2 separate regions of the Homo sapiens genome follow, and region 2 is linked to region 1. The links are chromatin contacts, found by Hi-C in ENCODE. All regions are on one chromosome and are shown on one strand. The core of a region is the stretch at or near the end of the contact, and the rest is flanking DNA. Distances in the headings are between cores, read along the strand shown. Region 1 holds the start of ACAT1 (acetyl-CoA acetyltransferase 1). Region 2 overlaps SLN (sarcolipin).

Region 1 (5,494 bases), core at 1-2,500:
CAAGACCCCTTCTCTATATAAAATAAAAATTAAAAAAATTAGCATGGTGGAGCATGCCTGTAGTCCTAGCTACGTAGCTACTTGGGAAGCAGAGACAGGAGGATCCCCTAGCTACTTGGGAGGCAGAGACAGGAGGATCCCCTGAGACCAGGAGTTTGAGGCTGCAGTGAGATATGATTGCACCACTGTACTCCAGACTGGGTGACAAGAGCGAGACCCTATCTTAAAAAAAAAAAATACTCCAAAACATAATGGCCTAAAATAACAACCATTTGTTTTCTCTCGTTTCTGTGGACCATGAATTCAGACAGCATGGTGGGTATGGCTTGTCTCTGCTCCATGATGTCTGGGGTCTCAGCTGGAGTGGTTGAAGGTTGGGGACTGGAATCACCTGAGGCCTTTTTACCCATATTTGTATCTGGACTGAGCCTGGAATTTGATTGCTTCAAAATATTTTCACGGCTGGGTGTGATGGCTCACGCCTGTAATCCCAGCACTTTGAGAGGCTGAGTCTGGCCGTCTGCTTGAGCCCAGGAGTCAGCAACCAGCCTAGGCAACATAGGGAGACCTAGTCTCTACAAAAAAAAAAAAATACAACAATTTGCTGGGCGTGGTCGCCTGCGCCTGTAATCCCAGCACTTTGGGAGGCCGAGGAGGGAGGCTCACTTGAGTCCAGGAGTTCAAGACCAGTCTGGCCAACATGGTGAAACCCCGTCTCCACAAAAAATACAAAAATTATCTGGTTGTGGAGGCTTTCGCCTGTAGTCTCAGCTACTGGGATGGCTGGGGAGGGAGGATCGCTTGAGCCCTGATGGTCGAGATTACAGTGAGCTGTGGTCACGTCACTGCACTCCAGCTTGGGTGACAGAGTGAGACCTTGTCTCAAAAAAAAAAAAAAAAATCCTAAAATATTTTCATGAGTTTGTGCTGGGTAGGCCTAAGGGAAACATGCTCAGTAAATCGAAAAATCTCGGATTACACATAAACCACCGGCCCCGGCAGGTTAGACTTGGTGGACACGGGAGCCAGCAGCGTGTCAGGTGCTCGTTGACCCCAGCGCCAGTGTCTCCATCCACGTCCTTCACTCGTCAACCTTTCCTGGCCCAGGCTGCGGTGTCCCAGCGCCAGGCTCCGCCCCGCCCTTGGCTGCCGGCCAATCGCCGCCGACTGAGAGGCGACTATTGGAGGAAGCGGGATGGGCGGTGCCCGCGCCGGGCCGCTAGGGGTGCGGGGTTGGGGAGGAGGCCGCTAGTCTACGCCTGTGGAGCCGATACTCAGCCCTCTGCGACCATGGCTGTGCTGGCGGCACTTCTGCGCAGCGGCGCCCGCAGCCGCAGCCCCCTGCTCCGGAGGCTGGTGCAGGTGAGCGGGGTTCGTCCCCACAGCACTCAGACCCGGGATGCGAGGAGTCCCCGCCTCGGAAGCTTCCAGCCCGCGGCCGTTGCGGCTCCCGCGGCCCGGGCGCGCGGCTTAGGCCCCAGGACAGTCACGCGACGGGTTCTGGTCCAAAAACCGCCTAAGTGCTCCGATAACACCCAGGGACTCGCCTATTTTTACAGCGCGTTTCTACTTCCAAGGTCTCGGCGTAATCATCTTAATGAGCGTTACTGGTGTGTCAAACAAGGGCACGTGTCTGGGCGGGCAGGACCGCCAGGATTGGCGCTGGCCCGGCCTGAGCGGTGGGATCGGGGAGAGTCTCTTTGCAGGCCTGTGCAGCTGCTCCCGAGATTTTCTTTAAAACATATTTGTGTGCGTTATTGTCAGGAGAGGTTCCTTTTCTTTTTTAATACAATAGATAATCATTGGGCATACAAGGGGAGAGGGCACCATGTGATCATAACAGATGTTTTTTGGAGCAGCCTGAAATTTATCAGGGAAAACAAATGACTACTCAGATAATACAATAAATTATACTTGACATATGAGCAAAGCTCACATACTGAGGGCGTTCCAAGGGCTGTCGCTCTTCTGACCGTTGTGTTTAGGGAACACAGCAGGGGCAGAGTCTCAAAGAATTTATTCTCCACATGCGTAAGCAAGGGAGTACGCACCACAGATTGTCAGGCAAAGCCTCAGGAATAGGTAGAGACCTTCAGGGTGTGGTTGGTGAAGCTTGAGTTTTCTAGGTCGATGGGGGCAATAAGCTTGGAGATCCAGTTATGTTGTGAGTATGGACTTGACCCTAGTTAAGTAGGGATTGTTGATATGTTTGTTTTTGTTGCAATGGTAGGTCACTCTAGTTCTTACGTCTGGGCGTAGAATAACATTACTTGCACAAGGGTGCTGGCGGTAGGAGCTTTGCAAGAGATTGTAAAAGAACCAGTCTAGGACTTGACAATTAGGGAGTGAGGGTGCGAAGCCAAGGGAAAAGAAAGAGTCTAAAATTGATCCTGGGTGACTGAGATAATAGAAAAGTCACAAGGCGTAGGTTTCCAGGGAAGATGAGTTTTTAGCCTATTTGTTAGTCTCATGGGATGAGTGAAGAAATCACAAGAAAGTAATTAGGTTATCTTGGGTTTCAGTCAGTATTGACTAGGTGACATAGGTGAACTAGGTACTCTAGAGATGTAAAAAAAAAAAGTTCAGAACCTTCTTAATTTATGGTTTAATTAAGATCTTACAATCAGGTTGGTTGAGGTGGCTTATGCCAGTAATCCCAGCACTTTGGGAGGCCGGGGTGGGTAGATCATTTGAGGTCAAGAGTTCAAGACCAGCCTGGCCAACGTGGTGAAGCCCCACCTCTATTAAAAATACACACACACACAAAAATTAGCTGGGTGTGGTGGCAGGCGCCTGTAATCCCAGCTACTTGGGAGGCTGAGGCAGGAGAATCGCTTGAACCCGGGAGGAGGGGAAGGTTGCAGTGAGCTGAGATCATGCCACTGCACTCCAGCCTGGGCAACAGAGTGAGACTCCGTCTTAAAAAAAAAGATCTTAAAATGAAACACAAATACTCCTCATGAAAAAAATAAGCCTGTACATGCTGTAATGTATGATATGTGACATTCATATTACTGAACTCTAGGAAGCAGTTGTATTGGACACTTGAATTAAATGGTCATTTACTGAACTATAAACAGGATTTCCAGTTTTCTGTGCTATTTTGTAGAATGGAATTTGACCTCTCATTACATTGGCTCTTTTCCCTTTGCTTACCAGGTCTCTTTTATGGTCAACAAATCTTTATGGACTTTATTGGAGCACATTGCCTTTCTAGCTCTAATCACTTTTCTCTCTCTGGTCAAAGGAGTGGTCTTTACTCATTACCTCCCATGTATTCTGCATCTATTTCTCCTTAACTCTCTGCAGTTAAATTTCTTTGCCACTGAAGCTGAAAAATACAGTGATTTCCTTTTTCTTTGTTTTTTAATTATTTTTTTAAATCTATTTTAATTTTAGTTTTTGTAGACACGGGGTCTGGTTCTGTTGGCCAGGCTGGTCTTGAACTCCTGGCCTGCCAAAGTGCTGGGATTACAGGTGTGAGCCATTGTGCTCAGCCCAAGTTTTTTCTTCTTGACCTTTATCCTATATTTGACACTATTGACCACTCCCTTCTTGAAACTGTTTTGTGTTTTGATCCAGTTTTATTCAGCTTCTTTTAATACTCAGACTTAAAAAAAAATTCCTGTATTGTGCCAGTCTTGGGCTTATTTGCTCCCAGATTCATTTATCTTCCCTCCCCTAGTCTGTCTGCATTACTGTAGGCTGACCAATATCAGCTGGCTTCTGGCTGGGTGTAGCCACTGGAAGGCACCAGTGGAAGATTGGAAGATAGGAGGAAGGGAGAAGCCAGAATAATTTGTCTGTCTGTCTGTATCTGGCAGTGTCTGTCTCTCTTGTGGTTCCCGCTTCTGCTGGGATCCTGACCCCTTGGCTTTGGTAACCTTGCTTCTTCCCTTTGACCTAACAGCCTGTATGCTACTTCCTTCCTGTTGCTAATTTCTTTCTTTCTTTTTTATTTTTTGAGATCAAGTTTCGCTCTTGTTGCCCAGGCTGGAGTGCAGTGGCACGATCTTGGCTTACTGCAACCTTGGCCTCCCGGGTTCAAGCAGTTCTCCTGCCTCAGCCTCCTGAGTAGCTGGGATTACAGGCATGTGCCACCACACCCGCTACTTTTTGTATTTTTAGTAGGGACGGGCTTTCACCATGTTGGTCAGGATGGGCTCGAACTCCTGACCAGCTCACCAGGTGATCCACCTCTGATGATCTGCCCACCACAGCCTCCTAAAGTGATTACAGGTGTGAGCCACCACACCTGGCCCCCTTCCCTTTTTCTAATCTTACCCTAGTACACTCAGTTCCCCCGCAGCCAGAGTGGTCTTTTTATAACATAAAAGCTTTCAGTGGCTTGTCATTGCCCATAGGCCAGAATCTAGACCCTTATGATCTGCTGGGCCCTACTTAGTTCTGTGGCCTCAGCTGCTGCCGTGCTCACTCTGCTTTTGCCACAGGACCCTTCTTTCTATACTTAGTATGTGTGCCAATTTTGTTCCGAATTCGTGGCCTTAGTCCTACGTGTTCCTGATGCCTCAAATGTTCTTTTCCTGGATCTTTCCAAGGATGACTCTTTAACATTCATTTCTCAGCTCCATTAACATTGCTAGAAGGCCTTTTTTGACTCTCCCATGTAAAGTAGGCCGTCAGTTACTCTCTAGTTCATGATCAATTTTGCTGGTTTCATAACATTTACTGTAGCTGAAATTTTGTTTCTCTGAGTTATTGGTAACTTTCAGACTGTCTTCAAATATTTGTTTTGTGTCTGCTGCCATCACTGGGATAGAAAATAAATAAAATCAGTCTCTTCTTGGAATTCACAGTCTAGTGAGGAGAAAAGCCACCTGAGGGTTACAAAATTATATATTCTGGAACAATTAGAATGTGCACGGGCGTTGTGGAAGCTGAGATAGGAGTGCTGACCTCTGCCTGGCATGGCTGAGCCCTCCCTGAAAGATAATTGTGTTATGTAGATAAAACTTAATGGGTTGTGTTCATTCAGCATGTATTATTATACACTATATGGTTCAGTGTCCTGACCATACTATAATTTTGTCATTCGTTTCTGATATTGAAGGAGCGCTAGGCACTGTGCTAAGTCATAGGGATGTAACAGTGAGCAAGAGACACCATCCCGCCATCAGGAAGCCTGTATTATGTTGGAGGGGTGGATAATAAAACAAAGATGTGAACCACATACTTACAGTGTAAGAGGTGCTTTGAAGGAAATAAAGATATTCATATAAAAGAGAGGAAAAAGTAGAGGGTAACTTTAAATAGAGTAGTTAGGGTGGACCACTCTGGGAATGTGTCATTAGAAAAGACATGAAGAATAGGCTGGGTGTGGTGGCTCACGCCTGTAATCCCAGCACTTTGGGAGGCTGAGGCGGGCAGATCACCAGGTCAGGAGATCGAGACTATCCTGGCTAACAAGGTGAAACCCTGTCTCTATAAAAATGCAGAAAATTAGCCAGGCGTGGTGGCGGGCGCTTGTAGTCCC
Region 2 (5,494 bases), core at 1,897-4,396, 410 kb before region 1:
GGAATGTTGTGGCTCTCCCCAACACACACACACACACACACACACACACACACACACACACTTTCTCAAACACATACACAAACAGTAGGTTTTCTGCAAATAGGGGAAAGACGGCTAACCGTCTACTGAGGGCCCTAGAGCCACAAGTCTGTGAGTACATATGCTGCCTACTAAATCATTAGCAGTTGCACATCCATATGTGTAGTCTAACTGAAGTTAGGGACAACGCATTGAGGACTATATGCTGCTATTTCCCAATTTGGAGAGGAACCTCTCAAAATATAACATTTTTTCTTTAGCTATTTGAGGATTCTTAATCCTGGCTGCACATTAGTGTCACCTGGACTTCTTCGAAAAAAAGAATAACATTCAGGTTCACCCAAGGCCGAATAAATTAGAAATGGCTAGGAATGGGGCTCAAGCTTGCGTGGTTTTGCTAAGGGTCCCCCCAAGTGATTCTAATATGTTAATCCAAGGGTAGCAGTCTGGAAGGGCAGCACTGGCATCACTTAGGAGCTTGTCCAAAATGTAGGCTCTCAGGCCCCACCCCAGACTGAATCAGAATTAGAATGGAATTAGAATCTGCGTTTAAATGAGACTTCCCAGTAATTCACAATCACATCAAATTTTGAGAAGCAAGGGTTGGTATCAGTGATTCTCAATTCTGGCTACACAGTGTAATCATCTAGAAGATATTTTAAAAAGATAGATACTTGGGCTCTATCCCCTGGGATTTTTATTTAATTGGTCTGAGAAGGACCCAGCCTCAGTATTTTGAAAAATCACCCCTGGGATAATTGACTTTCTTTGAATGCAGCCAAAGGTTAAGAACTATAATGTGATGTAGTCAATGCCTCAATGACAGGTCAAATTCTTGGCAAGAAATGCCTTCATGAAGGCGGCTATGTAAGATGAGGTTTAACAACATTCCCTTTCTCCATGGTTACCTCAGCACAAATAGCAAATTTGTTCTGTCTAACATGGGGTGTTCAGGCAACACGTTTAAGAAACATCTATTTTATATGTCTTTTATAAACATATAAGTTTGCATTTTCTATTTTCCTCCTTTTAGAACTGTAGTTGATTAAAGACTAGCTCCATTTGTGTAATAACAATAATCAAAATAGACTATGCTACTCTTAGGGACATGACTCATGTTCTTGTGTTACTTAGTGTAAATAATTTTAAATATTTATATGAAAACAAACATGAAGATATTATAAGATAGAAAATACATTTCTTGTGGATTCTAAAGATAAAACACAAGACTTCAAAGAAATGTTGCACTTTTAGCCAGCAATTCAGCCTGTGCTTCAGACCCCGTAGTGGAATGGATTTATTCTCCCTCTGCCCTTCAGACTAGTTTAGGGGAAAAGTTTGAGGAGCGCTGAACCAATGGAATTACTTGAAATATGACACAGTGTGTTGACTTGGTTTCAAATCTTCAGCAGTTGGAGCATCTTGGCTTACCTCAAATGCTAGAAATACGGTAGCACTTGTCACTCCAATCCCAGCCAAGGGTCAAATGCTCTGTCACACATGGAAGCTAAAATAAGTTCTAGAAGTTGTTTTTGAAGTTGACTTAACTTTATTCACATGATAGCTATAAGGGCTGACAAAGACTTCCTCTAACATTCCTTCTGGCAGGTTGAATTAGAGTTTGGTTGCAGACCGTGTGGGTTGAAGGGATGTGTGGTGAGACAGATCAGGGGCTTGTAACAATCCTACATCATCATGAATCCAGTTTAATTTTAACTTTGTGGCTTGTCTAACACATTTTCAGTTAAGAGTTGGGGAATAAATCTACCGTTCCCTGGCAAACACTTGGCAGCCCTTGGGAGCAGCATCTTTGGAGAACACATAATCAATCCTAGCACTACAGCATAGCAGATATTGTGAGTGCAGGTCACAGGTGCCCTCGGATGGAGAATGGCATCCTGTGACAATGACAGCAGTGGGGTCTCAGGGCATAGAGCAGGCAGCTCCGGAGCATCTCAGTCAATCCCAGGACCATGGCATGGCCTCTCAGTACTGATAGGACCTCACAAGGAGCCACATAAGAATAACCGTAATCAAGACAATAGTGAAGTTGAGAAACAGCTCCCGGGTGTTTATCCCCATTTTCACAGCGGCTTGGTGAGAACTGCAGGCAGATTTCTGAGGGCACACCAAGGACCTCTGGCTTCTCCTCACCTCCTGATAAAACATAACAAAGAAAACACAAGGAGATTAATGGGCATTCCTGTATAACAATGCTCGTTCTTTCCTCAAAGGAAACAGAAGTGTTGTGGAAAAGGAGAGTGTGATGGGCTAAATTGTGTCCCCCAAAAATCTACATGTCAAAGCCCTAGCTCACAGTATCTCAGAATGTGACTGTGTTTGAAGATAGGGTCTTTTAAGAGGTAAATAAGTTAAAATTAGGTAATTAAGGAGGGCCCTAATCCAATATGACTAGTGTCTTTATCAGAAGAGATTAGGACACAGACACATGCAGAGGGGAAGACCATGTGAAAACACAAGGAGAAGATGGGCATTTACAAGCCAAAGAAAGGACTCAGAAGAAACCAACTGTGCCAACACCTTGATCTGGGACATGTAGCCTCCTGACAGTCTTTGGACTGGAGACTTCCCTAAGTCTCCAGCCTACCAGCCCACCCTGCAGATTTTGGACTTGCCAGTCTCTGCAATCGCACAAGCCAATTCCTTAAAAACAGACACCAATCCCCTCAACACAACACATTCTATTAGTTATGTTTCTCTGAAGAGCCCTAATGATTACAGAGAGAGAGCCTGATTTCTCTGCCTGATGTCATAAAGACCACCATTTTTGTCCTGACTTTTTTCCTGTGATGATCGTATTGGTGCTTTTCATAAAATGTGAAATATTACATTTTTCTTTCTCCAACTTCTGTGTGTGTTTGCGTGTGTGCGTATGCATGTGTATACTTTTCTTAAGAGTATCAATAAGCAGGGGTACCAAAACAAAAAAATTTTATGGTTTAGTATTGTTCTTGCTTTGAATTACATAGATAAGTGGGATGCCATAATCTTTCAGGCCTCAGGCTGCTGTAGGTCTTCATCTAACTCTACGGAAAGCAGAAAGTACTTTCAACAGCTGCATGGCCTCTGACAAGTCCTGCATTGGGCACATAGCCTACTGGGATCAACCAAAAGCCCCTGGCATAACAGGCATTCAGCCGAAAGAGCAAGTGTTAACTTCATGGGTACTTCGGTTTCAACAAGGGCTTGTGCCAGCTATTTTTAGTCAGGTCCAGGATGTGCCTAGATTGTAAACATTTCAAAGAGCAGGGATGGTATCTTCATAGTATGTACAGATTGTCCATACAGGAAATCATACTTTGAGAACATGTGCAATGAAGTCATCAAACTATTGTCTTCAGTGAGATGGTGTAAATTGCACATTATTTATGCAGCCTAAATGAAATTAAAGATTTATATATTTTAGATAATTCGATATCTATGTTTTAGACATTTAGGACCAAAGTCTACTGTAGAGTGAAAGTTTAGGGAGAAAGGGTATTTTGTGTGTTTGCTAAAGGTGAGAGTTCAAGAGGCTGAAAGGGTTGTTAGCAAGCTTTTGGTCTGAGTGGTATTTTTAAACTATCTAGCATGACTGAATTATTAATTGTAATTACTGTATTGATTATATTATCAATGGACCAAATTGTTAATTGCATAAATGCCAACTGAATGATCATTTTTCATATTGTGTAATTGGCATAACATACAGGTTCAGCCAGGCATGGCAGTCGGTACCTGTAGTCCTAGCTAATTGGGAAGCTGAGGTGGGAGGATCCCTTGAGCCTAGGAGTTTAAGACCAGCTTAGGCAACATAATGAGACCCTGTCTCAAAAAAAAATACAAGTTCAAATCAGATGGTGCCAACCAGTAGATATATAGCCAAATGATGACAGATTTATATTTCATCTCCCTTTTAATTATTATCCATCTTTTAGACCTCAGCATGAAGGAAATAGTAAATTGCCAATGAAAACCATTACAAATGGCTGGGCGTGGTGGCTCATGCCTCTAATCCCAGCCCTTTGGGAGGCTGGAGTGGGAGGATCACTTGAGCCTAGGAGTTCAAGACCAGCCTGGATAACACAGCAAGACCCTGTCTCTCCAAGAAAATAAAAAGGGGAAAAAATAGAAAATCTTTACAAAGATTTGCATGGAGGAGAAAGTAAACAGAATAAAATGAATGGATCAAGGAAAAAGGATTTATGAGAATGTACAAAAGAGCAGAGGAGAACAGAACGGTAATGAGTCTTGCCAAGGTGCCTGGAGGCAAAGGAATGAGAAACGAAGACAGACTCTTTCTTATAAACTTATCAATGAAATAAAACCATAGTCCAAATGTCCATCTATTTGGGTAAGTTCTCAAGAAATGCAGAGATAAGCAGAAAATATGAAGCCTGGCTTATAATGGTCAAAACAATTCAAGGAGAGCAAAACAACGGTCCCACCAAATCTGCCTATTAAATTAAGCTGTTAAGTCATGGGAATCATGGATAGTGATCCAACAGGATATACTCAGAAAATGAGAAAAATACTATTGAAAGCTGTTCCACAGCTCTGTTTGTGTTACCTTCGCAACAACTCAGGCAAGTGTTACTGCAGTTTTTATCTTTCTCAAGATTACAGCTGAGAAACTGACTTTTAGAGAGAGGAGATTAAGATGTTTGTGTAATGACAGATAACAAGTTAGAGGCAAAGCTAGAATTAGCAGACTGGAACTAGTTACTAGAATTCCTAGGAGTTATGACACAAGTGAATTGTCACTGCAATTAACTGGCCTGGCTAAACAAAGTTAGCATAAATTTTCAACCACTTTGGAAAACAATTTAGCTTTCTTAGAATTAATGTTGAAAATGTTCATTCTCTAATATCTGGCATTTCACTTCTACCTTAAGACAGTCAAGGACGTGCGTGCCAGGTTACATAAATAAAGAGTTCACAGCAATATTATCACAATAACTCCAAACTGGAAACAACTCAAATGTTTATCAACAGCAGAATGGATGATAAATTGTGGTATAGTTATACATTTGAATTTCATAAAGCAAAGAAAATATATGAACTATAGCTACACAGAAAATGGGTAGATCTCACAAATATAATTGTTGGGTGAAAGAAGAATTTACAAAAGAAACAGAGAATATGACTCCATTTATATGATGTCAAAAATAGGGAGGTTAATCATATTGTTTAGGCATGCAGACATAGATGGTCAAATTATAAAGAATAACAGGGACAAGAGGATCCCAACATCTTGGGGCAGAATGGGGGTTGATCAAGAATGGGCTTCTGGGTGCTGGCAATGATCTGTTTCTTGACCTGGATGATAATTATAGAAGTGTTGCCTTTCAGTTATTGTTTAAACTGTGTATGTTTATGCACTCTTAACTTTTTTTTTTTCAGTCATTTCTGAATTAGCAGGCTACCCATCACACTTCTTTCTTTCTTGGGATTT

What was found. Hi-C counts contacts between places; a loop is a spot of excess contacts on that map. Pooled maps may share reads with other maps.
Region 2: a loop to region 1 is called in a map of gastrocnemius medialis, with 5 times the contacts of the local background. The contact joins the enhancer-like site here to the promoter of ACAT1 in region 1. A Hi-C loop is called at or near these places in 2 of 168 maps with a recorded cell type or tissue (both gastrocnemius medialis) and 2 of 50 pooled maps.

Annotation. Positions count from the first base shown.
Region 1 is chr11:108,120,317-108,125,810 of GRCh38, forward strand. ACAT1 (acetyl-CoA acetyltransferase 1) reads left to right here and starts at 1,251. Exons shown (of 12, transcript NM_000019.4): 1 at 1,251-1,362. The coding sequence starts at 1,291. RefSeq lists silencers at 913-1,451, 1,053-1,462 and enhancers at 3,688-3,807, 3,868-3,927.
Region 2 is chr11:107,705,810-107,711,303 of GRCh38, forward strand. SLN (sarcolipin) reads right to left here. Exons shown (of 2, transcript NM_003063.3): 2 at 1,569-2,196. The coding sequence starts at 2,121. The coding sequence ends at 2,026. Among named protein-coding and RNA genes, the nearest start is that of SLN, 3.5 kb to the right of the region's middle. RefSeq lists an enhancer at 1,916-2,707. Within about 2 kb of position 3,147, at least 2 of the 41 ENCODE cell types and tissues checked have a DNase peak (open chromatin) inside an H3K27ac peak, as active enhancers do; they include gastrocnemius medialis, where a contact is called at or near this core.